6 separate regions of the Homo sapiens genome follow, and regions 1, 2, 3, 4 and 5 are each linked to region 6. A link is a contact called in ENCODE Hi-C or POLR2A ChIA-PET data. All regions are on one chromosome and are shown on one strand. Each heading gives the region's core, a stretch centred on a gene start or an enhancer-like site at or near the end of the contact. The rest is flanking DNA. Distances are from core to core; before and after follow the strand shown. Region 1 has its middle 33 kb from the start of HBS1L. Region 2 holds the start of MYB (MYB proto-oncogene, transcription factor). Region 3 overlaps STX7 (syntaxin 7). Region 4 overlaps MYB (MYB proto-oncogene, transcription factor). Region 5 has its middle 52 kb from the start of MYB. Region 6 holds the start of TBPL1 (TATA-box binding protein like 1).

Region 1 (4,471 bases), core at 983-3,482, 1.1 Mb before region 6:
CCAGCCCCTTTGGATTTTATCAGCAGTTGTAATTGTCCAATAAATATTAGAACAAATACATGACTTAAAAATAAAATACCAGGCATGGCAAAAAACCTAAAGAGAAGTGACTGGCTAGATTTGGCATAAATAAATAAATATCATGAAGCAGAACTTGTTTATGCAAATTTCCAATTCCCCTTCCAGTGCCTCTGCTCCCATCCACTGGGGCCCACCAAGCCTATTTCTGCTGGTTTTTATTCTCACTTATAGTGAAGGTGTTGGCTGATAAAGGATTAAAGTGGCAGCTGTCCATGGAGAATATTCACTTTCACAGTGGCTTTAATGTCCTGATAAGATTTAGAAAAATCAAAGAATAGCACCCCTAATGGTAGAATCTCAGGAGTACACCCTAGGGCAAAAAAATTCCTATTTGAAGCCTTCAGGTCTTCATTTTGTGGTGACTTTTTAGGGTGATGTTTTTGCTACCCATTCAGGTCAAGACAATGGTTTAGAGAGTAAATGTTATCATTTCACTTATCAATAAGATTCTAAAATGAGAACCCATGTCCCCAGGTTATTTTTTCTCCAGAGTTCAAATGTGAAACCATGTTCCGTCAAACAGGATCTTAACTGTAATTTCAATCTTATGCAGATTAAAAAATTAACATTCCATTCCCAGTGATGTTGGCTTTTCCTGGTGAATCATTTGTATGTGACTTTATTTCATGGGGTCTCTAATTACATGCCTCCAGAAGACACAAGGTATCGTAGGCTGCTCTTGTGGCTACAGTTATGACAAATCATGGGAGTGATGCAATAGTTCAGAGTATCTGTGGGGTGTGAGGCAGTGTATGCTAGTGCTGCTTCAAATTGGCTCATGATTGCTGATTGTGTGCATTTCTTCCCAACTCAGGTCCAATAACTTCATACCGGTAGTCTGAAATTGGATATGGGGAGAGTATTTGCACCAAGGAATTTGGCAAACAATACCAGTCAGGGTTATTGATTGATTGACTGACTAATTTCAAGAGAGCTGGCTTACCAGTTCACCACTGGTGTGGGTAATCTATGTCTCCCAAAGAAAGAAATATGCACTTTATTCCTAATTAATATTTACTCATTTTATCCTAGCTGACCCTAAATCAGGTCAGCTGAACTGTTACCTCAGGAGCATGTAAGATTGCAGACAACATAAAGACCTGCATTTGTTGATAAATACATGAGTGCCTTCTAGGTGCTGTGGATATAGTACTGACTAAAGTCAGACACAGTACTTGCCCTCATGGTGCTTACAGCTTGCTGGAGGAGACAAATGTTAATAAAAGAATGCCATAAATACTGTAAAATTCAGCCATGGTTAAGAGCCGTGAAAGACAGAGATGTCATATTACCAGAGTGTGTAAAAGGAGGATCTGACTCAGGGAAGTAAGGGAAGGCTTTTGTAAGAAAGTGATGTTTGCCTGAGATTTAAAGGAACAGCAGGATTAAAATAGACAAAGCTAGCAGGTGCTTAGTACCTGACACACAGTAGGTGCTCATTAAAGATAAATGGTGGGTAAATTATGTTCCGCTCATGCACTGGAATCTCTGTTGAACTTTGATAGCAATTTCCTGGGAAACATGGGTTTCTTTCTATTAAAACACACCACTCCGGGATGACAGCTACGATCTCTTACAAACTGGTTTTCAGGGACCGTTAACACCTGCTCACTGGAAGAACTCCAGTTCTGTGTGAGATCATGTGATAGGAGACCCGTGGCCTTTAGCTACACATCAACCACACAAGTAGCTGTGGTTTGCAGAGTTAAAAAAAAAAGTTATTTTCCTTTTGAAGCCCAGAAACTGCCAGCCTCTGGAGTTGTTGTGACGCTGCCTTCATGTCTGGATGTTTGTTCCCTTGTGTACAGTGACTCATGTTCCATCTTGTCCCTTTGCCATATGGTTTACAGAGGTAATATTCCCTCAAGGAAACAAAAACACAACAACACAATCATCTCTAAGATAGTGGAACTTAGGTTTTGAATGCAATTGTACGTAGAATATGAGAACATTTTGCTTAGAGAAATCAAACATATCTGTAATATACAGTAAAGGTGCTTCTTTGGGGGTGGTGAGAGTGCAGGCGGATGTGGAAAGGAAGGCAGGACACAAGTGTGATTTGGTGAGAGCTGTTGGTGGATATGCCAACTGGGACCTATGGTGGGAGAACCTCGCTGCCTCAAGCACAAATGCACAAAGCTCACACTAGGGGGCTCAGGGTTCTAGGATTTATGGGTTGGGAAGGGGAAGGGGAAGGGTGTCTTCCACCATCTGGCACTCTGTGGTCCAGCTGTGTTAATCCAACCATTACTGTCCTCATGTTTAGCCCACAGCATCAACAGCTCTTTCTTTTTCATTGAATTTCATAAAGGGATATGAAAGTTTTTAATGTCAAAGTTTTGATTCCTATAACCATGTCATCCCCATAGAAGCCAAAGTCTTTCCACATAGTCATCATAAATACCCTGGCCTGGTACTTTACCTCTGTCCACATAATGAGCAGAAAGGGGTCCTCCTAATGTATATTGAATGTATAATATGTACCAAGTATTACAGTTCACCCATCATCCTGTAATCCTTCAGCAAAGCGATGAAGGAGGTGTCATCTCTATTTTATAAATAAAGAAACTGAATTGTAGTGATATTAAGTAGCTCCACTTACCCAGTAAGTGGAGAGCTTGGGGATTTGTGTCTACGTATATCTGCTTTCTTTCTACTATGCTGAAGTGTGTTTTTGTCTCTCTGGGTTTTTTGTTTGTTTGTGTTTTATTGTTTTTCTTTTCCTTTTTTTTCTTTCTTTTTTCTTTTTTTTTCTTTTTTTTTTTGCCATGGTCTAGTCATGGTGGATAAGAATTTGGAAAAAAAATTGTTTAGCTGCTTTTTTGAAACCTCGGACTAATTTTCCCTAGTTTCAACAATGAAGCAAACTCAGTAATAGTGAGTGATGGAGTTCAGAATAAACTTTCTTATCTTCTTCCAAATGTGACTGAAATTAAGTAAAAAGAGGTGCCATTGTTTTTAACACATCACTTAAATGTAAAGGATTCTGAGGGTCTGGAATGTTTAAGTGAAAGTTACCCGTGCTGAATTTCTACTGATGGAATCTTTTAAACAGAGCTGCTAAAAATGACTTATGGTGATTATCGTTGAGACTTCAAAATCCCGAGTGTATAACCACAACAGTAGTCACAGACACAAGGTGTGTAATATAGAAACACAAAGTTCAGAGGCTTTACCAAATTCATAATAAATTTAGAACCCAGTCAATCTAGAGGAAATTAGTATATAAACAAAAATAGAAAACACGTAAGAGAACAACGTTGTATGAAAGCAAAGTGAAAGCTGTTGAATTTGTCTTTCTATGGTATGCTTAAATACACAGAAACACTTTAATGCATCTGCCCAGATTAGTTGATCTTGATCTGTTCATCCCTAAAGTCAATCTGTGGCAGCACATCAGTCTCTCTGTCAGCAGCCATGGGTAACTTTGGCAAGAGGTGTGCTGGGGATGTCAAGTGGCCATTCCAGACACCCTTGCCAAGGGGCTTTCCTGCTGGCCTCAAGGAAAGATACAGTACATTTCCTGGAATTGATTAGAAATCCCTAGGCTGAGGCCAGGAGCTTAATTTTTAAAATATTCCAGACATCGCAATAAACACAAACCTACTGTTGTTGCTTTTTTCCCCCAATATTTGACTGCAGATTTGGTTGGTGCATGTCTTGTTATGTAGATCATCTACCTAAAAAATTCTTCTAAGAGCTTACCTTCACAGGCAATTTGACTTAATTTTTACAGTAATTTTAAAGCCTAACTTGTCTAGTTGAGAGGGAGGGGGAGTTCCAGGCTTGACTCAGATATGTACCAATGTTGCTATTTTAATAAATGAGCTGTAATCACTATCCTCTGCCTGTTATTTACCCTGGATAGTCTTTGCTTTGATAACCCAAAGTCAATCACATAAACTCTTTTTCTTTCTTAGGATTTTCTTGGTGAATTATTTCCAATATATACAATTTTTAGGAAAAAAGTGCCTTTAAGGCACCCTGCATACATGATTTCATTCTCAACAAGGTTGGGTAAAGCCAAAGTTAAATTTCAGAATCTAACTATGTATCTGTCAATCTATATTTATTTATTTTTGTTATTCTTCACTAAATTATGGTTTCCTATCTGTGACTAATACTGTAAATGCTACTTCTAATTTGATTGTTTTTATGGCTGTGATATCATACACAAAATATATTGACTTTTAGTAAATATTTGAGACTATTATTTATGGATAAGGGTTGAGTTGTAAATAAAACCTATAATGCAGGTTAAACAACATTAAGGAAATGTTCATTTTAAATCTTTATACTTATTGAAATTATTTGGTTATACTAATCAAATGTATGAAAACACTCAATATAATTATTATTGTAGATTTCCTTCACAGCAGAAACAAGCTAT
Region 2 (4,876 bases), core at 176-2,675, 1.2 Mb before region 6:
AGTAGGAGAAAATCAAACAATCTAAGGAAAGGCGAATGGATTTGCTTTGCCTCCATGGACTTCGCCTTAGAACTCCTTCGCGAGGGTCTGTCCGGTCACCGCGCCTCGGCCGGGGCGACCTAAGGCGGCTGAAGGAGGGTGCGAGAAGGCGCGGCGACCTCAGCCGCATCCACGTGTGCGCGCCGCGCAGGGACCTTTCGCCTGGGGGCAGAGCCCGCGGGGATCGCGTCCCGGTTGCGCGGCAGCGGCCTTGGGTGCTGCCGGCCTCTGTCCCCTTGAGCCGAGTGGCGACTGCGACGGCTGCCGAGCTAGCCCTGGCACCCGCCGCTCGCAGGGAGCCCCGGCGTGTGCTGCTGGGAAAGTCCAGAGGCCGGTGGAGACTGGGGAACGAGCAACTGACAGTTCGGACGAGGATTTCCCTCCTCCTCCTCCTCTCCCTCTTCCCATCTGTCCGGCCAAAAATGTGAAGGGACTGCACCCATCTTCCCGGCGAGCCTCCCTAAGTGCAGTGACATGTGCGACGGCGGCGCGTGTGGGTGCGCGTGCAATGTTTGCAGTGGAAGTAAAAGCCTTTCAGAGAAAAATGATTCGAACCTCCAAAACCAGGTCTTAAGACAATTTGCAAAAGTAGAGACCCCTTTATCCCCCTAAAATCTGCTTTTCAGCCGCCTGTCAGCTGACACTGGTCCTCGCCTCCATAAAGAATGAATGAAATTTAAATGAACTACCTGCAGCTACTAAACAATCCAGCATTTTCCCTGTATCTGCCATATGCTCTGCACTTCCAAGTCCAAACATATCTCAATGCATCCAGCAATTACGCTGCGGATCCCTCGCCGACACCCGCGGCATCAAGCCAGGCACCTGGTGGGCTCCCCGGGGCTGGTGGGCACCGCTCTGCCCTCGGCTGGAACGTGCTTTCTTTTTCCCCCTAAAGAAAAATGTATCCCCATGCAACTTGCAAAATGAGCCGCAGGGCGTGCTTCCCAACGTCCGGATACATTTCCCGCAAAGACTCTTCCATTCATCAGTCTCTGGAGCGGCTTCTGCTGCCGAGGCAGGGGCTCCAGGTCCTCGGAGGGTCTGACAGCCCCTCAGATGATCCCGGAACGAATTCCCACCTGCTCCCGGGAGCCTGGCGCCCCGCGCGCCCCCGCGCGCCCCCGCCCTCGGCCGCCCGCCCGGCTCCCCGTTACCTGTGCCGGGGTCTTCGGGCCATGGCGCGGCGGGCGCGGGGCTCCGCCGAGAGCCGCGGGGACCGCACCGGGCTGCCGCCTCCCGCTGCCCGCCGCCTGCCTGCGTCCCTCCCCGGCTGCGCAGCGGCGCTCCGCACCGCTGGGGCGAAGTTTCTCAGGAGAAAGAGGAGGAGGAGGTCACGGAGGAGGAGGAGAAGGAGGAGGAGGAAACAGGTTGATATTAAAGTGTAAACTCTGTAAACAGAGATGCCATCAAACAAAGAGCTTTGGACACTCCCCCTCCCGCCAAATCTGGCGCCCCTGCAGTGCGCACGCGCCCTGCCCGCCGCCTCCGCGGTCGCCCTGGCTGCCGCCCGCGGGGCTGCCGGGCTGGCCGGGTCGCCGCTCCCATTCGGCGCTCGCGCCGCCGCGGTGCGCCTAGCGCGCCGCGAGGCCCGGGAGGCGCGCGGGCAGGGAGCCCGGGGCCAGGGAGGGGTGGCCGGGGGCCGCGACGGCGCCTTTTCCTGAGCAAACCCCGCTCCCGGGTCGCGGCGGCGCCGACCCGCGCCCAGTCCCGCCGCCTCCCCTCCTCCCTGGCTGCCGCACCGCGGTCGCCCGGCTCCGCGTGCTCCCGGGCAGCGGGACCAGAGCTCCTCCAGCTCCCACTCACTGTCGCGGGGGCGGCAAGCGGTGGGGGGAAATTCCCGCACAGAAGATTGGATTTTCGTCAAGGTTTACAACTGTGCCCTCTGGAGACGGGGAAATTAGGAGTTGGAGGAGTAGGGGATGTGAGCATATGTATTCATAGGCTGTTTGGCTAGGGTTTTTTTTCCTTCTTCTTAAATAAATAACATCTCTAATTTAACTTGTTAGTGACAAAGGACGCTTCAATACAAGTGGGCGGCAACCATCACCGCTCACTAATGGAGCGCCCCAGCGGAGCTTTCACTCCCCTCCCGGATCCTGCAGCCGCCACCGTCGTATTGTCACATGTCCTTCACTCTCACCCCAGCACACACCCGGGCCCCACCCACCCCGCCCCGCCCGGCCCAGGCGGTGCCCACCGCACACCTTTGCTCCCCTCCCTGCACAGAGCGCGCACCCTGGATTGCACACCTGCAAAAAAAAAAAAAAAAAAAAAAAAAAAAAAAAAATACACGGGGGTCCAGACAGCCCGCCCCTAGCAGAACTCAGGAAACCCCACGTTTGCATGCATGGTTTTAGAAGTAAAACAGTTTGTGATTTTGGAGGTCGGTATCCCTGCTTAGTGTCATTTGAGGGCTCTATTTTACGAGATAAAAGTCAGCAAAGGCTTTCGTGTTGTTTAATGAGGGTCTCCAGAAGTAAAGGAAGAAGATAAGTGCTGAATTTATAAGGATTGATGACTGGGGGGATTTTAGGGGAGTTTTAGTTTTACTTCCGTTTATAGATTAGAACCATTGGGGATTTTTTTTTCATTCTCTGTACACACTAATGTATTTTTCCTTTAATCTTTTAGGAGTTTGAGACTTCTGCTGACTGGGTTTGTGGGTGTCCCATGTGCCCCAGCAGTTCAAACTTAGCTCAGAAAGCATTTTTTCTTACTAAAAAAGCATGTTCTTACTAAAATGAGTCATAATTTTATTAAACGGTGAAGCATGCGAGGTTTCAAGACTATCTGGTGTTTTAGACTTTCTTTAAAATTGTTATATAGTTTAAATCTTTATCAAGTGTTAGTTGCTAGTAAGGTTTTAACATTCCTTTCCTCCTGAGAAGAAAATAACACTGAAACAAAATTATTGTGAGATATTTCGGATCACAATTACAAAGGACAAGGCAAATTAATACTTTTAAAGCCAATATTTATTTCTAGATTCTATAATAATTTTCTTTCTTCACATCAAAAATAAACAAAATCTTTTAAAAATATCTAGAATAAACATCTAGAAACCACCCCTAAAGAAATTGCATTCTGGCTTTCGGATTGCTTTATGAATCTAACTGGCAAGATTCCCAATTGCTGAGTCTCTTGGACACAATGTGAGTATCTGAACCCTTTGTGAAGTGAGTTCATAGCCTCTTTTTCAAGATTTTAGGAGGTGTGTAACTACTCCTAAGTTCTTGAACCCCTTTAAAGTAGAAAGATACTAAGTTCAGTTTTCCTTTTTTTCTTTGTAAATCATTTTCCTATGTATCATTTTGAGAATTTATAATTTTTCATTTCCCAGATATAGTTTTACATTTTTCCCTCAGTTGTATGACAATAATATGTTTGGGAATATGCATAGTCCAATAAAGAATTCACATGCAGTAATTTTATTAGGCTAATGTTGGATATATTGCTATCTGATAAGCTTATGGAAAAACAGAATCAAATGGAGTTATCAAAATTCTTGTATGGATGAAACTATATTTTTAAACTCATTACAGAATGTTTGTATTTATACATTTTCTCTCTCCATTTATAATTATTACAAAAGTATTTTTAGATGACAACTTTACACATTTCATCACTTTTTTTTTTAAGATCTGCTTGCTACATCAGTTATTTCAGCTGTGGCAGGGCTGCACTGGAGCTAAATTTGGGTACAGCCTTTCATTTGCAGTGCACTAGAAAGGGGTCAGAAAACTCTTTTGTAAAAGACCAGATAGTAAATGCTTTGTAGGCTATGTTGTATATTCTTCTGTGTCTTTCCTTGTCTGTCTTTCTTTTTGTCTTTTTTTACAACCCTTTAAAAATGTAAAAACCGTTTTTAGCTCAAAGGCTGTATTGAGTCTGCAGGCCAACACTAGAGTAGTTGGCCAACACTAGAGCAGTGATCCTCAATCTTTAGAGCCCAAGTGTCCAATCTTTTGGCTTCCCTGGGCCACATTGGAAGAAGGGCCACACATGAAATATACTAACACTAACGATAGCTGATGAGCTTAAAGAAATACCACAAAAAAACTCATAATGTTTTAAGAAAGTTCACAAATTTGCGTTGGGCTGCATTCAAAGCTGTCCTTGGCTATATGCAGCCTGCGGGTCACAGGTTAGACAAACTTGCTTTCGAGTGTATCAGAATTGCTGGGTGTACCCATGAAAGATGCACAGTCCCAGGCTGTCCCCCTAGAGACCATGATTCAGTAGGTTTGAGATGAGGCCTAACAATCTGCATCTTTAACAGTAGTTTTCATGGAAGGTCTGCAGAGCACTGGTTGATAATCTCAGTATCAGAGTGAAGGCAGACTGCTTTGATACACTTTTACCTTTTTTAAAAATAAAAAAATATGTATATTTTTGAGACAGGGTCTCCCTCTATTGCTCAGGCTGGAGTCCAGTGGCACCATCACAGTTCATTGTAGTCTCCACCTCCCAGGCTTAAGTGATTTTTCCATCTCAGCCTCCCAAGTAGCTAGAACTACAGGCATGCACCTCCATGCCCAGTTAATTTTTAAATATTTTGTTGAGAAGAGGTCTCACCATATTGCCCAAGCTGGTCTCAAACTCCTAGGCTCAAGCGCTTGATCCTCCTGCCTCAGCCTCCCAAAGTGCTGGGATTACAGTTGTGAGCCACTGCACCCAGCCCACTTTTACCTTTGCCATTTGTCTCTCACCGCCTTCCTCTCCCTCATTCACTTTCACCTCTCCTGGGCTAAAGATTCAGGCTCTCCATAACCCAAACTAATTTAACTCCGTGAGAAAGTTGGTGCTGCTGACCAGAGGGCTGTAGCTGCCTGTT
Region 3 (4,401 bases), core at 1,733-4,232, 1.5 Mb after region 6:
CACTTTTTTCCCCATTTGGTAATGCTAATAATACTGGGTGCGATTGAATAAAATGATACTTTGCACCACATTTAGGTTCTCTTCACACTACATTTGCAACTTTTGAAATTGTGTCAGTACAATTATCTGATTTTACAAAAGAAACCTAAAGAGAAGATGCTGTAAGTAAGGTAACCTGTAATTAGAATATGAGCATCTGTTAAACTAAAGCTAAAGTCTTCTTGAGTGTTGCAGTGGGAAAGTTTATTTTCACATTAGTTTTGATGAAATAAACACTTATAAAATATTAAGTTTTATGGTTTAGTTTATACCCCCAAAAAAGGAAAATGGCAGTCAAAAATATTTTTAAACCATTTTTTTGGTTTAAGACCATCTGCAGTCTTTTGAATTTGTTTCACCAGTAAAGCATTTAAACCATATTATAATGATATAATTTATATTAAGCATAAAATATTTAAATATTGTAAATGCTTACATGTAAAATAAATTAGAAATTTAATTATATTAAAATAATAAAACTGGTAAATAGTTATAACAAACTATGACTTTATTACAGGCTCTGTAGACAGTTTAAAATGATTAAGAAAATATTTGTATCCTATGAGAGAAAGCGTTGACTCCGTAACAGTCAACAAGGCCCTTGTGCCACCCATGCTCCATCTTTTACCCATGGCATAGACAGTATTCTCTGTTGCTGGCCTAGCATGCCATCCAGTCTTTTTCAACCCAAGGCTCCAGGCAACCATTCCCAGTAGACTGGAGTTGGCAGGCAAACAAAATCGTTTGTTATCACAGGTCTAGAAGATCACCATGCCTCTTAGAAAGGCTTAGATTTAGTTTTCAAACTTTGGATTGAGATGTTCAAAAGTGACATTTTTATTAGCAACATCTATGCCTGTTTACCTTCTATCATTTCTCCATATTTTCTGTCAGACATACTCCTAGCTGTGATGTATAGTATAAGGATAAGCAAGCCTTTGTGGGTTTATAAGTATAAGGTACCTATCATATAGGTAAACCAGAGTAGGCATTTTCACAAGGGCCATTCATCCTTGCCCAAACACAAACAACATAGAAAAATGTCTTGAGAACACACAGAGAAACTCATGTTTTTAAAAGCAGCAGAATCAATATATCAAAATACATCACATAAGTAAACACAGGCTTGCTTTTTCAGACTTTTTAAAAATGGAAGTATAATGTATACATTGAGTACTAGACAAATTATTTGTGTATAGCTGAATGAATTTTCTATTGTATTACCACAAATGTCAAGAAATAGAACATTCCTTAGTCCCCTAAAACCTTCTTGTGCTTACACCCCTTCATGCCCTTCGGAGATAACCAGTGTCCTGACTTTGTTAACATCATTGATTAATTTTCCTTTTTTTAATCTAATAGAATCAATAATCAAATAGAATTATTTTATGTTGGGCTTCTTTCATTATGTTTGTGGGATTCATCCATGCAGCTGCAGGTCATTTGTTTTCGTTACTGTATAGTATTCCATATTTAAACATACTACAATTTATTTATTCTTTCTACTGGTTGTAGTGTTTCCAGTTTTTGATTTTGTTTTTATTTTTTGCTAGGATGAACAATGCTTCCCAGAACATTCTTATATGTTCTTTTGGTGCATGTATGTGAAGGAATTGGGTTACTGGCTCATAGGATATGTTTATGTTCAGCTTTTGTGGATAACAGCTAAACAGTGTCCTAAAGTGGTTGTACCAGATATGAGTACAGCCAGTGTATCAGAGTTTGTGCTGCTCAAAGTCCTTGTCAACATTTGATGTTTACAGCTTTTTATTCATTTTAGTCATAGGTTTCTCATGATTTACTTTGCAATTCTCTGATTAGAATCAGAGTTTTTAGAGTGTAGCTGAGCTAAAGAAATCAATGAGATAATCGGAAACATTTCTAATCAAGCAAGCTGTATGTGATTGCATGTACATTTCCTGAAATCAGATCCAAATAGCGGTGTGACCTTGAGTAAGCTCTCGAACCTTCCAAGACATGGTTTTCTCATGTGTATTTTCTGTGGGCTAGGTTATGGTCTCTTCAAACTTTAACAGGCAATAATTCTAACCAAAGTTTTTTAAGAGTCCCGAAACTCTTCTAACAGGTACAAGATTATTCTATGTTTTGTTAAGAGGCTGATTGCCATATCTGAATCCATAATGCATGCTCATAAAATCCCATAATTGAAGAAGCCATCACACTCAAGACTAGCTAGAGTTCCACCAAGGCTTATGTATTATTTTTAAGTGTTAGGAGATGGGAAAGCTGGGGCACAGAGGTTTGTATCCTGTCAGAATTAACAAAATTTTGTATTGAAGGAAATTGGTGAATAGAAATGAGAATAGCTATGAAACACAGTCCTTGAGATAAAAATTTCCCTAACTCCTAAATAACATAGTAAGCCTTTCCACTAGTGCTAATGTGAATTCTCGCATTTGAGTATTTTTTTTTAAAATAATAACCTGAAAGAGGAAGATGTAGTGTGGCTAAAGTTGGAAAGTGAATAAAACAGATATATTGGAAACATAAAATCTACTCATCAGAATTTATGAGTATAGAAGTTTCTGCTAAAATATGCATCATGTATCACATGGGCTTGTGGATGTGTGTTTTTTCCAGAAAATTTGGAAAGACAGAACCTTCTAGGGGCACATAAAGTATGAACGTAAGCTTTTAAGTGCTAAGAGAAGGTGACTGAAAAATATTTTTGTTGAATCTTCACTTGTTTCATTTTTAATCATCTCTCCTACAGATTAAAGGTATTAGTTCAGCATAGACTTTAGTTTAAAATCGAAACAGATGTTTTTGGTTTCTCTGTGTTATAATTAGCTTCCTATGCTGCAAGTATACTTTTCAAAATTGTTTATTAAGAATTGGTGCATGGCTCCTGTCCCCATAAGGTTCTTTGAGATGAAATTAAAAGTCTATGTAAAAGTGTGAGCCCTTTTGTTACTTTTAGAATGATCACAGTTCTTTTAATTAGTTAGGGTCTGGTGAAGGGGACACTTGTTTTTGCATTTTAACACATGACTGCACAAAAGGGAAGCTAATATTATCACTTTTTTTTTTGGTGCCAGGGCAAATATTTTTTTAAAAAAGGAGCTCCAGTCCTGAGAAATTAATGAATTTACTGGAACCATATATTTACTCAGGAATTAAGAATGTTTCCTTTTTTTCTGGGGTAATCTGTTGGTGGGATGGGAAGGCAGTTTATTAAAGGAAAAAGAGTTGAAAAATTGTTGCTTCCCTCCTCCTAAAATGCTGTTTGAAATATTTATGTCTAAGATTGCACATCTGAAAATGTGGTTGGATGGTTTTTTCCCCCACTTAGAGGAGAAAAACTTCAGTAGTTTTTATTTCATTGTGATTTTCTTCATGCCTAAGGTGCTAACATAAAACAGAGATAGATGTGAAAGTTGCTATCTTGTCCAAGGAAATTTTAACAGAGTGTGACAACTTTTCTTCTCTTCAGTGACTTTTCCTTTATGACTGAACATGGTGTTTATGGCCGGATATGAGTGAATTCTTTGTTTTATGAACTAAATCTTTAAGATGTGGCTCCAAGATGCTTCAAGGAGCTTTATCCCTCACTCTCCTATCTGTGAACCATACATATGCTTCTGCCCTGAACATGAACTTTCTTACCCTTGGTTCCAACCCCAAACCATAGTAATGGGTGTCTTCACTCCCTCTGTTTAATCTAAGTGTAAATCTTAGTGGTTCTACCGGTCAGATCTGTCTGTGTCTCTCCATCTCTGCCATTACCACATATGCTCAAGCTGCTGCTATTTCTTTGGATGACTGCAGTCTCCAAATTGTTCTCCTCACTTCCATTCCTGCCTCTTTCCGTCTTCTCCAAATAGTTGCCAAGGTAAACCTGTAAAACTGTAAATCAGATCATGTCATCCTATAGCTTGAAAGGCAACAGTTAAATTCTGTGGCTTTTATAATCAGATATAAATCCCCACCATGCCCCACAATATCCTCAAGATCTGATCCCTGCCCCCACTTGTCAACTACCACTCTCTCCCATGGTGCTGCTCTGCTGCTCCACATTCCACCAGGTAGATCTTCTTTCTGCTTAGTGAACAGTCAGCTCATCCTCACCTCAGGGCCTTTGCACTTGCTCCTCTTCTGCTTCAGACATCTTCCCAGATCTACATGTAACTGGTTTCTTTCTGGCATTCAGGTCTTAGGGCCCAAAGCTCACTTGTTTAGCAATGTCTTCCCTGCCTTATCATTTTGCTTCCTCCAGTCATTCTTTTTCTCATTAACCTGTTTTGTTTTTATATTGCCTTTTATCAGTAAATTAAAGTACTATTATTGTTTACTTATTTTTTTACTTTCCTACTAAAACCTTGGCCCCCAGAGATAAAGGGC
Region 4 (4,865 bases), core at 2,318-4,817, 1.3 Mb before region 6:
TCCTTTGTAATATAGTCCTTAGGTTGACTCAGAATTCCCAAAGTCGATTCAGGAGAATCTAGTACTAAGTATTATCAACTGAATCTATTTTCAACTTGAAATCTGACTGTGTTCCTGTGAGATCCCCTACACAGCTCATCACTGTATTCATATTTAGCTCTTCCTCCAGGACTAGGTATTTAAAAATGAGATCAATATAAAGAAGGTACCATATATTTGTAATTAGAGTTCTGAGAGACCTTTCCAAATAGTTAGCTTCTCCTAAGTCAAAAGAGAATTTACCAAGAAACAAATAAAAATGAAATATCCAAATTCCAGAAAGCATAGCATTTCTGAGTCATATATCCCCTGAAGCTCAGAGCTAGGGCAGCCAAGATGACTTGGAACGCCTGATTCTCCCAGTATAGACAAACACCAGGATGTGGTAGCCACCATGTACGAGAACCACTGTGTGTAGGAACAAAAAGGCCACCAAGCATGAGCGAGGCAGCTCCTTTTCTGCACCAGGAAAGCACAAGACAAGCACATCTTACCACAATAAATGAAACAAACTGGTCAGAGTAGACATATGCCTATGTCGTGAAAGTCAAGGAAGATCAGAAGATTGAGTACTTTGGTACAAAAAAAAAGAAACGCTCCCTTTCTCCCATCTTACCTGAAGCCTGGGAGCCCCATGCCAACTTTTCATGCAGAAAGAATTATTTTGACAAAGGAAGATTAATGTCTTTGTGCTGGAAGAACATTTTTAAATACTGTCATACATATCTTTGCAAATTCTCCTTGTTCTCTCTCCCTAAACTTTAGTTTCATTTACCCTAAAGAACTGCTGAGAATTATGGGTTTCTGCATATGAATTCTTGTTAAGTTACTAACCCATGGTGCTCTTGCAGACATGTCACTCTATCATAATTCATTTCAACATTAATAATCCTACCCACACATCCTCCTCCTGTGGCCGGGGAGTCATCTCGCTTATCCTGTAATGTGCCTTTAATTGCCCCTGGGCAGAAGTGAACTATAAACAGTCTGTCAAAGCTTTAACTGGGATATCCTGTTAAAGCACTTTAAATAAATATTGCCATCTTTTGTAGAAAACAGAAGAAATAAAAAGAAACAAGACCATGTCCACAGGTGGTTTTCTGTCAGAATTAGATGATCTTCACATTTTCATTTAGAACATGAATAGTTTTTTCATCAAGCTGAACAAAAACGGTTCTTATTATTATATTCATACAGCAACTTCACCCAGTATCTGCTGGCTTCAAAAGCCTTGGCAAATTATGTGTTTTACAATTTGCTGACCTAATAAGAAACTTGTATAAACTAAAAAAAAAAAAAAAAAAAAAAAAAAAAAAAAAGTAAAACCAAAGCAACTCATCAGATGGTATCATGTTTTTATTGTGTTTTGTTTTAAAATAAGCAGGCATCAATGGTATATAAAACAGTAAAAAATAAGAATTTTCTGCTTATTCTATTTCACCTATCTGAAAAAAAAATACTTCCTCTGGACTAAAATTCTAAAAATGAGAATTCCTTCCCAAAGGGACATCTTTTGAAAAAATGGATCAGTTATAAGAGAGACTGTAGAAATCTTTAGTTGTCTTTGGAAAGTCAGAGATAAGCTTAAACTGAAATGTTGCTAAGGTAAGATTAATGGTTACCAAACTTTTCTCGAGAGTAAATGCTTCCCTAGGTTGGCACAAATCAATTAAATGACTCCAACTTCAGCACTACTGATTTTCTATAGAAAATAATCTTAAAAGTTAGGGAAATAAAAATCGAGATGGTGATTGGAAGTTGCCTCATCCACCAATGACTCCACTTCCCAAGCCTAACTAACAATTGCAAATGTGGATGGACCTTTCCCAAATTTGGAGTTTGTCCCCGATGTCTCTAGAGGTCTCTTCACCTTTCACGTTGATAGACTTTCTAAGTTTATATCATATAGCCTAGGGTGGCACAACTTTTTGCAATATCCTTTTCCTTAGTCACATATGAGTTCCAAACTATTAAGATTAAGACCAAGTGCCAAATTGCTCTAAAGCAATTCTATCTTTGCTGGCCTGCCCAAGGAAGATTTTTATCTCAGAATGTTTATTCTCTCTAAGTGTCACCAAACAAAACAAATGAAAAATTCACATCTCAAAATGTCTGGGGCAGGGCATTCTGACTCTGAGCTCAACATAGCTTCTCCCTTCACTTAGCCCTTCTCAGTTCAACCCAAAAGCTATACACAGAAAAGCTGCTTAATTTATAACATTTTTTGAAAGCAGGTCACTGAATTACTACTGACAGCCACGTGAATTTCTGCCAGGGTAAGTGGAAAAAAGTGACCAAAAGGGAGAACCAAATGAGTGTGCAGGCATCCAGGGGAGCGGGTCAGCACAGCACACTAGATGAAAAAGGCTCGGAAAGATCTCTGTCGTGTGCAGACGGTTTCCATGTCTGTTTAAATGACAACACGAACAGCAGAAAAATAGAGAAAACCAGTAAATCAGTTGCTTCATCTCCATCATACCGCGAGGTCTGACTACCTTTATTTCAAGGAATCAGTTGAATCAGCTCTCTCTTTTGGTGACCCACTGACACAGTTCTGTAAGAGTGGGACAGGGAATAGCATGCCAGAGGAAATAATATACCACAATGAAAAAAACAAACAAAAACCCGAAAAACAAAAAACCACCCTGGCCTTTGGTGAGGGCTCCTTGCCTGCATTTCAAGGACAGGGACTATGTGGCGACTCTGCCTAATAATATCACCTGTGTATAGTGGCAAGTGTGCCGCCATCTTGAAAGCAATATTATATCCATTTGATCTTCACAGTAACCTGTGTGATGAGTGAAGGATATTCCATGGTCCCAAACTTATACTTTGCTTAATTGTGTTCACTTGATGAATTAAAGTCATGCCGTTTGAAAACAGTGGAGTCTAGCCTGGAACCCAGGTTCTGTTGCCCCCATGCTTGTTTATTATACTGCTCAGCAGTGCCTATCAGGCAAAAAGGGCTTGCCTTATTTTTTTGAAAAATATAAAAGTTCATAGACAAATAACAAAATAGGAGCAATCTAAAACACGCTGAACCGAAAGCTGAGGGGAGTATCAACTGCTAGCAACATTTTTAAATTCTTTGATACTGTGTAAATGTGTTTAAATAATAATGGCTGGAGAAATTTCTTTAACTTAAACTCCTTGTTTTAAAAAAGTCAGGCCATGGGCAAGCCAAGTCAGGAAATTAAAATTTAAGGCTGTCATTCTGTGGTTACGAAAAAGAGGCAAGTGAGTGAGTAGAAAGCCTATGAACACATCTTTTACACTTGGGTTTTAAATAGGAATAAAAGGAAATTATAATTTAAGAGAAAAATACAGAAGTTCAGAAGGCTTATAACTTAAAGCACGGTTTTTGATCTACCAATAAAAATGTCTACCTTAAGGAAAGTTGATTAGCATAATGTGCTTTTTTCAAAACAAAGGAAATGGAAAGCACGCTGAGGAAAGCAGGCAACTCTTTTCTCCTTGCTGAGGAGGGAGCTATGCGTCTGCCTCGGTCTCTCTCGGGTAACTACTGAAGGGCAGAATCCAGCAGCATTCCACAGTGCCTTTCATACCACAAATGCACGCTTTCTAGGCTGAATGTTTTCTCTACTTCCTCATTTGTGACCATTTTATAAGCTTCTAGACTCTATCCTCTACCCCACACAATGTGGAGAAAAGGCTGAATACTGACAATGATATGACATGAAAATCTCATATATTCTGAGCCACATGAAAGACACAAATATGAAAAACATCTCAGAACATTTTTATTATAAGAATATCCTGTTTGCTTTTACAATTTAAAATTAAAACAACTGTGAAAATATAAAAGAAACATAACAATTATAAGATTATGTAGCTGTTGCAAATTCCTTTTGGAAAAAGACTAAGTAATTAAAAAAACAAACATAACATGAGTGTACATAATGGCTTATAAAAGCCTCTATTTAAGCACTGTAGATTATAGATTAGGGGATACATGGAGAGCTCTGGATTATTAAAATTCACTGAGTCTTGGCTAGGTGTGGCAGCTCACGCCTGTAATCCTAGCACTTTGGGAGGCTGAGACAGGCAGATCACCTGAGGTTGGGAGTTTGAGCCTGGCCTGGCCAACATGGTGAAACCATGTCTCTACTAAAAATACGAAAATTAGCTGAGTGTGGTGGTGGGTGCCTGTAATCCCAACTACTTGGGAAACTGAGGCAGGAGAATAGCTTGGACCAAGGAGGTGGAGGTTGCAGTAAGCCAAGATTGTACCACTGCACTGCAGCCTGGGTGACAGAGTGAGACTCTGTCTCAAAACAAAACAAAAAAAATTATTTGTATCTCAATGACAAACCACATAACAATGGACAGACTTAGCACCCTGATTTTGGTGTCTATGTACCATTTCTCACTAAGAGGATTCAGAGCACCATGGGGAAATGGCTGATTCCAGTAAGAGAGTAAGGAAATGTGGCTATTAAATTAAAGCAACTTAAATTAATTCAAATTGAAAATTCTGCTCCTCAGCAGCACTTGCCATATTTCAAGTGCTCAAAAGCCACTGGCTATCATAGTGGATAGCAGCATATTAGATATTTCCTTCACATCACTGTAGAAGTTCTATTAGACAGCACTGGACTAGAGAGTAAAAGAGATTTAAGAGGCTTAACCAAATGCAATGTGTGAAATTGTTTCAATTTTGATTCTTTTTTGGATTAATGGGAAAATTTAAATATACCTGAGAATGAGAAGATTAAAGAATTATTGTTAAATATGTAATGATGGTATTAGGTTATATATAAAAATGTCTATTTTTAGAGACACATCTGGAAGTACATGAGAATAAA
Region 5 (4,982 bases), core at 2,074-4,573, 1.2 Mb before region 6:
AGACATATAGCTTTGTAATTTTAATCTTCTTTATGTTATGTTTCCCCCTAGTTTATAGTATTTTGCTATATTTTTTTTAAATTTTTTTTTTTTTTTTTTTTTTTTTTTTTTTTTTTGTCCAGATGCAGTGGCTCATGCGTGTAATCCCAGCACTTTGGGAGGCTGAGGTAGGAGGACTGCCTGAGCCTAGGCATTCAAGACCAGCCTGAACAACATGGCAAAACCCTGTCTCTATTTAATTATTATTATTTTTTTTCTGAGTTGGAGTCTCACTCTGTTGCCCAAGCTGGAGTGCAGTGGTGAGATCTTCGCTTACTGCAGCCTCAGCCTCCTGGGTTCAAGCAATTCTCCTGCCTCAGCCTCCCGAGTAGCTGGGATTACAGATGCCAGCCACCATGCCCGGCTAATATTTTGTATTTTTGTTAGAGACGGGGTTTCACCATGCTGGCCAGGCTGGTCTCAAACTCCTGACCTCAGGTGATCCGCCCACCTCAGCCTCCTAAACTGCTGGGATTACAAGCATGAGCCACTGCACCCGGCCAAAAATTTTTTCAGAGTCAAGGTCTTACCCTGTCATGCAAGGTGGAGTGTAGTGGCACCATCATAGCTCACTGCAACCTCCTGGGCTCAAGTGATCCTCCCACCTTGGCCTCCAGAGTAGCTGGGACTATAGACATGTGCCACCATACATGGCTTAGCTTTTTCATTTTTCATTAGAAATTCATAGTTTTTTTTTTTACATTTAGTTTGGGAATTTCAAAATTTAAATTATTGCATATAGTTATATTGTTATCACTTATCATAATAGGATAAAAATAAAGATATAAGCTAGTGCTTATATTCTATTTTCAGTTTCCTCATTTACAGAATATTACTGAATCTTGACATTTTCAGTCACCTGTAATCCTACTTCTTATTTAACTCAAAGATTTTTAAAAATCGATAAGAAAATAGTGGTTTATCCCATTTTTAAAGATAAGGTTAATTAGATTATTTCAATTCTGAATATTATTTTATGCCCACACGATGGCTGTGGGAGAGTATCATGCTGGGAATGGATGGTAATTGTCCATTTTAGTGCTATATAAAGCATCCGAATGAAGTTTAATACTGAAGTTATTAAAAGAGAGTCTTGATTCTATTCTGGGATTGAGTGTGGCCCTGAGGGCCAAAGAAATGGACATATGCATCTTGAATTATTGATTCCTTCCTACAGGGCGGGACTAGGGAGAGGAGTGGGTACCTCTGATTATTCTTTTTGCCTCAGGCTCCAATATGGTTTGGGAAGGCACTGATACTGATCTTACCTGCATTTAAAATTTTAATATTTTGTTCATCATGATTTTTTGTGTGTTAATTCAGATTTCTAAAATTATTCATTAGAATATTATTTCCCTGGATGACTTTGTTTTTTATGACACACCCCCCACAACCTTAAATTTGGTGCACAAGACAATTTTGTGCCTAGCCCTAGCCTGTTTTTCTGTATTTGCTGTTTCCCTAACTCTCGAGGGTAAGTATCATGGCCATCTCTGATTAGTTGAAATGCTTAGAACCTGAAACAGTACTCCACACAGAATAGATGTTTGTTAAGAGGTTAATGGTACCACTGATAGAGATTCGACACTTATGCAGGCCAGGTCCCTTCCAATGCAACGAGTCCAGCGATGTGGGCCAAGGAGTCATAACAATTTACTTCATGACCTTTCTCCCAAAAGGTAGGGACAGGCGGGCAGCACTCCCTGAGAATACTAGGCTCATTTACGAAGTCAAAGCATCTGCAGGACCATCTTGAATGTAGCCCCTATACTGTGAGAGTGGCCTGAGTCTACATGATGTACAATATAGAGGCTATGGAGCTAGATCACCTGGGTTTGCAGTTCAGCTGGCCCACTTAGCACTTGCAGGACTCTGGGTAAGTTGCACAACTGTTGTGCTAAGTTTCTTTCCCTATATCATGGGGATATTAAGAGTACCTGTCTCAGATTACATGCCTGTAATCCCAGCACTTTGGGAGGCTGAGGCGGGTGGATCATGAGGTCAGGAGTTTGAGACCAATCTGGCCAACATAGTGAAACCCTGTCTCTAATAAAAATACAAAAAATTAGCTGGGTATGGTGGTGTTTTTGCCTGTAATCCCAGCTACTCGAGAGGCTGAGGCAGGAGAATCGTGTGAACCTGGAGGTGGAGGTTGCAGTGAGGTGAGATTGCGCCATTACACTCCAGCCTGGGCGACCGTGTGGGCTTGAGACTCTGTCTCAAAAAAAAAAACAAAACAAAAAAAACAAAAAAGGAGTACCTGCCTCATGAGCTTTCTGTGAGGATGAAATGAATTAATGCATGTGTCTTTGAATAGGTTCCTTGGAAAACTGCCTAAGGCAAAAGCTTCTGTGTTAATTTTTTATTAGGGAGTGCAATCCCAGGAGGCAAGAGAGGGGAAAAGGAATGTAAGACAGGAGAGGAGGGAGAGCAAATACAGAGGGTGCATTGCGCTGCTGGCCCGTCTTCCTGATCACTTGGTCTCACAGAACTGCTCCAAGGCTGTATGAAAACATCTAGAAACAGGCCCTCAGAAAGGAGGAAGAGCAAGCTATTCATCTGTCGGCTCCTTCCTGTCTCCTTTCTTTCATAGGTCAAAGTAGACCTATGGAGTTGGAACTCCACCACCTGTAAGAGCTGCATTAGCTGGCCCTCTGGGCAGCTGCTAGGAAAACCAGAATCTCCACAAGGCCAGTCAAGCCAGTGTGCAGGTCCAGTGGTCTCTGTCAGTCACAGCCCTACATGGTGGCTCCTTCCTCTTTAGCTACAGCGGCTACGGCAGCTGTGGCTTCACAGCCACAGGAACAATCTGAGCTGTATTGTTGGAGCCTGGATTCTTCTAGATATTCTCAAACCTAGAAACTAGTTGCTGCTCCCTCAGCAAAGTTTTTTTGTATGTGTTTGAGGGACATATTTGTTTTTGGCTCTGCCTGGTCTCTCTGTCTCCTACACTGTCCTTGAGATCTTCAAATATCTTTTTTTTTTTTTTTTTTGGTCATTTGGAGCTCAACTCAAATGTCACCTTCTCAGAAAGGCCTTCCAATGATGGGTGTAACTTTCCTTGTTCTCAGACATAAAGAGATGCATGTATATCCTTCTTCCCTTAAACTCTTAACCCTGTTTTTAAAATGCATCTACTTTTGTCCCACAGATGAGGACATTTTATATTACAAGAGGAAAAGGCGAGAATCGGGGCCTGCGGCTCACTCTCACACTCTGCAGCCTGGCAGTTCACAGCCAAACCACAAATGGAACTAATGTCTCACTATTGGCTTCCCATCACATCTGACCTATTATGAATCAACCCCCTTTCCCTATCAATGTCAAAACTGGCTTGTTCAGGATGTGAAAAGATGTCATTTCTCTTCCTGTTTCTTTTTCATTCTCTTTAAAACAATTAAGGTTGACTTTGAAGTCTTGGCTTATAGTAAATTTAGTGCTGGCAGTGAAATTTGGAAAGAAAAATCAGCCACTTACAAATATAAAAGATGCTTTTTACTTTATTTCTTTCCACTTCATCTCTCTATGCCTCCCTCCTCATAGAACATGTGTATAGTAACCCCCACCCTGCCACCCTGGGCTACTACAAGCTCAGTTCTTTGTTCCAGGTAATTGTTCCTGGAATGGTTTCTAACCCTCTTTGGTCAACACATGCTAAGTTACTCACAAGGCTCGAGAATTCATATTTTGTGATAAAGATAATGTGTGATTATAAAATAAAAGATCTAATATTTCCATTATAATCACCCTCTAATTTAATTTAGGGTTCTTTCAGGACTTTTTTTTTCTTTTTCTCTGCTTTCTTATTTGATCCACTTCCAAGCAACTTCTGTATAAAGGATAATGGTCAGAACTGACACCTTAACTTAATAAATCCAGAAATAAACACTCTCATAATGGATTGAATTCCTTGGCTTCCATGCAGCACAATCGTCTGTCTGTTAAGCACTCAGTTCTTTTTTAAATTTTTAAAAAATTTTTTATTATTTCAATAATTTTGGGGGACAGGTGGTGTTTGGTTACATGGATAAGTTCTTTAGTGGTGATTTCTGAGATTTTGGTGCACCCATCACCTGAGCAGTGGACACTGTACCCAATGTGTAGTCTTTTATCCCCTACCCCTCTCCCATCCTTCCCCCCAAGTCCCTAGAATCCATTCTATCATTCTTATGCCTTAAGTCCTCATAGCTTAGCTCCCACATATGAGTGAGAACATATGATGTTTGGTTTGCCATTTCTGAGTTACTTCACTTAGAATAATGGTCTTCAACTCCATCCAGGTTGCTGCAAATGCCATTATTATTATTATTATTATTATTATTATTATTATTATTATTTGAGAAGGAGTTCTGCTCTTGTTGCCCGGGCTGGTGTGCAAAGGCATGATCTCAGTTCACCGCAACCTCTGCCTCCTGGGTTCAAGTGATTCTCCTGCCTCAGCCTCCCAAGTAGCTGGAATTACAAGCATGCGCCACTACGCCCAGCTAATTTTGTATTTTTAGTAGAGTCGGTGTTTCTCCATGTTGGTCAGGCTGGTCTCAAACTCCTGACCTCAGGTGATTTGCCCACCTCAGCCTCCCAAAGTGCTGGGATTAGAGACGTGAACCACCGCACCTGGCCTAAATTTCTTTAAGTTGGTTTTCACCTTTCTCTGATGTATCATTGAGTAGCTTAATAATCGACCTTCTGAATTCTTTATCTGACAATTCAGAGATTTCTTCTTGGTTTGGATCCATTGTTGGAGAGCTAGTGTGATCTTTTGGTGGTGTTATAGAACCTTGTTTCATCATATTACCAGAATTACTTTTCTGGTTCCTTCTCATTTAGGTGGACTGTTTCAGCAGAAAGATCTGGAACTCAAGCGCTGCTGCTCAGATTCTTTTGTCCCACATGATGATCCCTTAATATGGTCCCCTCCCCCTTCTCCTAGGGATAGGGCTTCC
Region 6 (4,757 bases), core at 1,026-3,525:
TGCAACAGATAAAATCACATTAATGAAATGCACATGCAGGCGAAGGACACATGTTGAAAATGCTGTAAGAAACGGAAATGATACAGCATAAAAAATCATTTTTGATTGGGACATGATTAAGAAAAGACAGTAACTAAACTACCACCAAAGTTGGGAGTATTGGGGCGGAGGAGAGCAGGGAAAGCAGACACTGCATTGTTAATAAAGGTGGAAGCTAGGGCTTGACCCTCACTCAAACAATGAAGAGACAGACAACGGCAAACTAGATCTGGGTCAAGTGAGTCTGATGGCAGCCCTGAGGTTGAGGGACACTTCGTCAAGTCTCATATGCACAAAGATAACCCCAGGACTCAACATCCACAGCCTCAAGTATGGCTATCCCAGTATATCCTTCACAGAACTGCTACAAAGATTAAGCAACAGTCTTTGATTCATTAATCTATCTTTTTCTTCTTAATGTCTTAAAATGCAACTTAAGTTTCCCAATGTTCACACTTTGCATCCTGTCCACTTCTTTACACATGAATGAAATTCCTTTAACAGACACTGGACCTCAATTCCATATTAAAAGCTTAAGATGAAAACGCCTGAGTTGAAGCTATATTCTGGCTAGCCCTCATTCAGGAACAAGCCAGCCCAATCAAGGGCACATAGTAATAGGTCACTAGAGTTTCTGATACTGATTTTGAGGGCAGAGGGTACGTAAAGAGGAGGCTGGGGAAAGGATGACACCTTTTTGCTTAGGAGAAGTCAGGTTTAACAAAAGGGGTGGGGAACAAACAGAAGCTGTGGTTGACCTAATTGCTCCTATGATTTATCAATTTTATTTTCATCTTTAATCTTCAACTTTACATAAAGAACTTTGTATGTATATGTGGCCTTTTCATTGTGCTACAGGAAAACCTCATTTACTCACCCAAAATGATTTTGTAAAGTATAAAACCATTAAGCAGCTTGTGATGTAAGACTAAAGAGGTAACATAAACTGATATTTCACTGGGCATACCAAACTGTGAATAATCCTTTCAACCAGATAGTGCTAACAGTCACTTCTCAATAGGAAGGAACTGCCATTTTCTCAAAGAGACTGCGAAATTATGCCAGGATGGCTGAACCTTCTTATGTCTCTTTTTATATTTTCCCAGAGAATCCACATTGCTTACACACACACACGCAAACCTGCTCCCTTTTCTTAAGTCACAGTTTTAAGGCACTGTTCTAAACCCTAAATACAGAAGCTCATGCACTTACTGCCAGTGTCGCTTTGGAACTGCAGGTGACAGATGCAGTCAGAGAGCTCACAGATGTGGATTGACTGCAGTTTGAGTCTTATTGCAATGAGCACATTGACAGAGCCTGCAGATGCACATCTCGGCAGGAGAGATTTTCTTTTTAAGCCCTCATGCCCTATTAGATTTACTTTTAGGGCTTTTATTGGCTATTTTTATCACTTATCCCGACTCTCATCCCTGCTTAGCCCTACCCACAATTCATTTTCTCTTCTTCAGTTCTAGATCCTTCTCCATCAATCCTAATTTTGGTCAAAAATAATAATAAAATAAAGCGAGGCTGCCGGCATTGCCAGAATCAGAAACCGACGAAGCCGCTTTTTGGGAGCTATTAGAGAAGCCGCTGTAAGTTTTCTGAGAAGCAACGGACCCCTAGCATCTTTGCACGGTCCCTCTTCCCCTGGGTGATGGCTCCGAGACAGATGAGGAATCTCTTTTCCCCGTCTTTCCCAGTGGTGGCTTAAACGAAAGATAACCCTTCTTTTCTTATCCTACACCAGGCTCGGTAACGCTCCCAGGTACGGACGCCCCACCCCCAACCCGTTATCCCTAAAGAGATCCCCAAATATCGCCCGGTCCTCTTCAGAACTGAGCCCTCCCTCGGCCACCGGACCGGTTTCCCCCACCTCAGCGGCTGCCCTCCAGTCGCCCGCCCCCACACATCCCACCCCAAGTCTGGCCCGGGCTCCGCACATGCCCACCCCGCGCCCAGACGCCCCGCACCCGGTGCTCAGGCCGCTCAGCCGCCCGCGCTCCCTGTGCCCAGGGTCGCCTAGGGGGTTACCGTGGGAAGAGGGAGCGGTGGCTGAGGACGCGGCGGCAGCGCTGCTGCCGGTTGCGTCGGATGCGAAGGAGAAGCTGGAGGACAAGGATGAGGATGAGACGGGCGCGCTCCCCAGTCTCCATGGAACTCCCGCCCCGGCCCGTTGCTAGGAGCCCCCGAGGCTCGGACTCCGTCTTCCTTGCTTTGTTGTTCCGGGTGCGAGGCGGCCGCAGCTTCCCCGCGACAATAAATAGACTAGACGCTGGGGAGCATAGAGACAGTGCGCGAGGGCTAGAGCGCCGCCGGACAGGGCGCTCCTGGGTGCCTCGCTAGCCACTCATTTCCGGCTCTCACTGCTCCCGTCACTTTCCCCGTCCCCCGCCCCCACCCTTCCTTCCTCCTTCCTGGTCCCCAAATCAGGCCCCTCCTGCCCACCCGCTGGGCTCGGTGGGAGGTAAGAGGTGGGATGGGGGCGGCGCTAATGGGCATCGGACTAGACTTTTTTGTTTAAGAACCGCTTGAAAGGGTTCTGAAAACACCGTGTATCCTTTGTATATTTTTAGTTGATATCTAAACGTGTAGTAATTTCTGGCATACAGTCGAATATTTAGGTGGACTTTTTTGTCAAAACCGTAGAACTTTCTCATCAGCTCATTAAATTTATACAAAAGGTCCTCCCCACCCCCCATTATATAATTGCTAAAGCTAGTCCTTACCGTCCAGACGAGACTTGTTTTCTGCCTGAAAAAAGTCCTTCGCTTTTTCAGTCAAAATGAACCCGTTAATTTATGATGTCGCGATAAATTCCCCTAGTGAGATTCCTCACTAGGCGAATTGGAATCCTGGTCTTAGAGCGACCGGGGATGACAGATGACAGACGGAGGGAAGGAAGTGGGGAGAGATGGAGACACAAGGTGTGGCGAGACGGAGGGATAACGCAGGACCGTATGCCACTTCTGTCGCCTGTCCCACATTCCTTACTCTACGTGGGTTTGCGGTCGGGACTGTCCCTCGGGAACCGAGAGGCGGATCCAGGAAGGATGGGAGTGGGAGAGGGCGGATGCTGGCGAGGACTCAGGCAGCCCGGGATAGGAGGACCTCTAGGAACGGAGACCCTCCGCGGCTCTGCGCCCAAGTAGCCCTGCAGGGGCCGGGGGACCCCGGGGGCGCACAATGGCCCGTTTGAACCGTCGCCCTGGGGCCCGAGTGCGTCCTCGGGGTCCCTCGGGAGTGGCCTGAGAGGCGCTGCCCGCGGGAGCGAAAATCGCGTAACGGCCCTGAGGGCGCCACGCCACGCCACGCCACGCCACGCCGCGCGGAAGCCCCCGGCTCCCGGCCCCACGTTTCCCACTCTCAGGCCGGCATCGGCCTTTCCACCAGAGCTCGGCTGCAGTCAGAAGCCCCTGGCGTTAGTTGAGGTCAATGGCAGCCCTGATTTAATTATTAAAAGACCACGCCGAGCCGGGTTCATGGGTACCTGGCCTCTGATTGGTGGGAATCAGATGAAAAAAATGAAAATGCCACTGCCTTTTTAAAAGAGAAGACGTGGGCTGAATTCTTGGGGTTTTGACAGTAGGCAACCATTTAGGTATTTTATTATTTACGAGATCTCCAAGGATGCCTCTTGATTTTTTGCTTTCCCCTCTGAGTGTTCAGAAACATATTCGAGCATTTGAAAGCTCCGTAGAATGATGGAGTTTGTTTTCATTTCTGTACTAATTTATTTTTCAAGGGATAGTGATTATAGTTGGGTCAGGTTTAATAAAGAAAGTGAACAAGAAGCTGGGTTAGAAAGTAATGTCTGTGTGGTGGTGGGGAGAGGACTTTTAGGAGGTAACATCTCAGCCAATTTCTAAAAGGGATGGGAGTGGGAAGAATGTATGTAGAGTGTTCCAGTCAGAGGGAACAAGATATGCTGAGTACTTGCTGTGCTGGGGTATTAGTGTGGCTAGGGCATCAGGAAACAGTGCAAAGGAAGAATGACAGTCATTGAAATTGGAGGGAAATTAAGGTCTTGAACTTTCAGTGCCTTGTAGACCATAGAAGGAGTTTGGACTTTCTTCCAAGTGCTAGGGAAAGTGGAGTTTTAGCCTGGAAAATAACATGATTTGCCAAGGAAACGGCAGGGGAGACTCTCTATTCCAGTGGCTACTGCCACTCCTGAAAAGTCAACGTTACAGCAATGGCGACAAGTTCTAAGGTCCTTACGAGGCATTCTCCTTCAAGGGGACCAGCCAAATACCTAGAAGCAGGAATGTCAATTACTTTAGACTCCCTTTTGTCATGGATCAGCCAATAGTTTGCTTCCCTACATTAGTTCCACATTCTGGAATGGGATTTGGTTTTGCTGCAAGCACTATTCCCTATTAATTATAGACCTATTATACTATTCCGGTGATGGTTAACACTAAAAGCCCAGATTTCAACCACTATGCAACATATCAATGCATCAAAACTGTACTTGTACTTCCAAATTTATACAAAATAATAATAATAATAATAGACCTATCACATTATCCCATACACCATTCCTCTAACCAAAGGCCATGGGCTTCACTGCTCTTATAATGTGACCCATTATTCAGGTGCCAGCTAGGAGACAATGCATTGTAAAGTTAGAATATGCAGTATATGTTCTCATCCAAGACTATTGATCAGTACAGAAATTGATAACCTAGAAATAGGAATTGTGATTGCTGACCCTT

The links. Hi-C counts contacts between places; a loop is a spot of excess contacts on that map. ChIA-PET counts read pairs that join two places held with the same protein, here RNA polymerase II (POLR2A). Pooled maps may share reads with other maps.
Region 1: a loop to region 6 is called in a map of naive thymus-derived CD4-positive, alpha-beta T cell, with 6 times the contacts of the local background. The contact joins the enhancer-like site here to the promoter of TBPL1 in region 6. A Hi-C loop is called at or near these places in 1 of 168 maps with a recorded cell type or tissue (naive thymus-derived CD4-positive, alpha-beta T cell) and 3 of 50 pooled maps. POLR2A ChIA-PET finds 5 or more read pairs at or near these places in 1 of 52 experiments (OCI-LY7).
Region 2: a loop to region 6 is called in a map of B cell, with 9 times the contacts of the local background. The contact joins the promoter of MYB here to the promoter of TBPL1 in region 6. A Hi-C loop is called at or near these places in 3 of 168 maps with a recorded cell type or tissue (B cell, K562 and naive thymus-derived CD4-positive, alpha-beta T cell), 7 of 37 single-sample maps with no recorded cell type and 13 of 50 pooled maps.
Region 3: a pooled map shows a loop between it and region 6 (5-fold over the local background). The contact joins the enhancer-like site here to the promoter of TBPL1 in region 6. A Hi-C loop is called at or near these places in 1 of 168 maps with a recorded cell type or tissue (OCI-LY7), 5 of 37 single-sample maps with no recorded cell type and 3 of 50 pooled maps.
Region 4: a loop to region 6 is called in a map of naive thymus-derived CD4-positive, alpha-beta T cell, with 2.6 times the contacts of the local background. The contact joins the enhancer-like site here to the promoter of TBPL1 in region 6. A Hi-C loop is called at or near these places in 1 of 168 maps with a recorded cell type or tissue (naive thymus-derived CD4-positive, alpha-beta T cell), 1 of 37 single-sample maps with no recorded cell type and 2 of 50 pooled maps.
Region 5: a pooled map shows a loop between it and region 6 (3-fold over the local background). The contact joins the enhancer-like site here to the promoter of TBPL1 in region 6. A Hi-C loop is called at or near these places in 1 of 168 maps with a recorded cell type or tissue (CD8-positive, alpha-beta T cell) and 5 of 50 pooled maps. POLR2A ChIA-PET finds 5 or more read pairs at or near these places in 1 of 52 experiments (GM12878).

Annotation. Positions count from the first base shown.
Region 1 is chr6:135,085,317-135,089,787 of GRCh38, reverse strand. No RefSeq gene overlaps it. Among named protein-coding and RNA genes, the nearest start is that of HBS1L, 33 kb to the right of the region's middle. RefSeq lists an enhancer at 1,006-1,055 and silencers at 3,408-3,467, 3,478-3,557. Within about 2 kb of position 2,232, at least 7 of the 41 ENCODE cell types and tissues checked have a DNase peak (open chromatin) inside an H3K27ac peak, as active enhancers do.
Region 2 is chr6:135,177,857-135,182,732 of GRCh38, reverse strand. It overlaps MYB (MYB proto-oncogene, transcription factor), which reads right to left and starts at 1,425. Exons shown (of 16, transcript NM_001130173.2): 1 at 1,197-1,425. The coding sequence starts at 1,219. RefSeq lists silencers at 178-257, 1,307-1,356, 1,417-1,636, 1,707-1,756, 2,197-2,306.
Region 3 is chr6:132,494,337-132,498,737 of GRCh38, reverse strand. The region is part of intron 2 of STX7 (syntaxin 7); the gene reads left to right. Among named protein-coding and RNA genes, the nearest start is that of STX7, 17 kb to the left of the region's middle. Within about 2 kb of position 2,982, at least 3 of the 41 ENCODE cell types and tissues checked have a DNase peak (open chromatin) inside an H3K27ac peak, as active enhancers do; they include OCI-LY7, where a contact is called at or near this core.
Region 4 is chr6:135,208,718-135,213,582 of GRCh38, reverse strand. All of the region lies in intron 15 of MYB (MYB proto-oncogene, transcription factor), which reads right to left. All of the region lies in intron 2 of LOC105378011 (a long non-coding RNA gene), which reads left to right. Among named protein-coding and RNA genes, the nearest start is that of MIR548A2, 28 kb to the left of the region's middle. Within about 2 kb of position 3,567, at least 4 of the 41 ENCODE cell types and tissues checked have a DNase peak (open chromatin) inside an H3K27ac peak, as active enhancers do.
Region 5 is chr6:135,127,057-135,132,038 of GRCh38, reverse strand. No RefSeq gene overlaps it. Among named protein-coding and RNA genes, the nearest start is that of MYB, 52 kb to the left of the region's middle. Within about 2 kb of position 3,323, at least 3 of the 41 ENCODE cell types and tissues checked have a DNase peak (open chromatin) inside an H3K27ac peak, as active enhancers do; they include CD8-positive, alpha-beta T cell, where a contact is called at or near this core.
Region 6 is chr6:133,950,742-133,955,498 of GRCh38, reverse strand. TBPL1 (TATA-box binding protein like 1) reads right to left here and starts at 2,275. Exons shown (of 7, transcript NM_004865.4): 1 at 2,074-2,275. It overlaps LOC128092253 (umcharacterized LOC128092253), which reads right to left and starts at 2,195. Exons shown (of 2, transcript NM_001414965.1): 1 at 2,074-2,195. The coding sequence starts at 2,195. RefSeq lists a silencer at 3,168-3,277.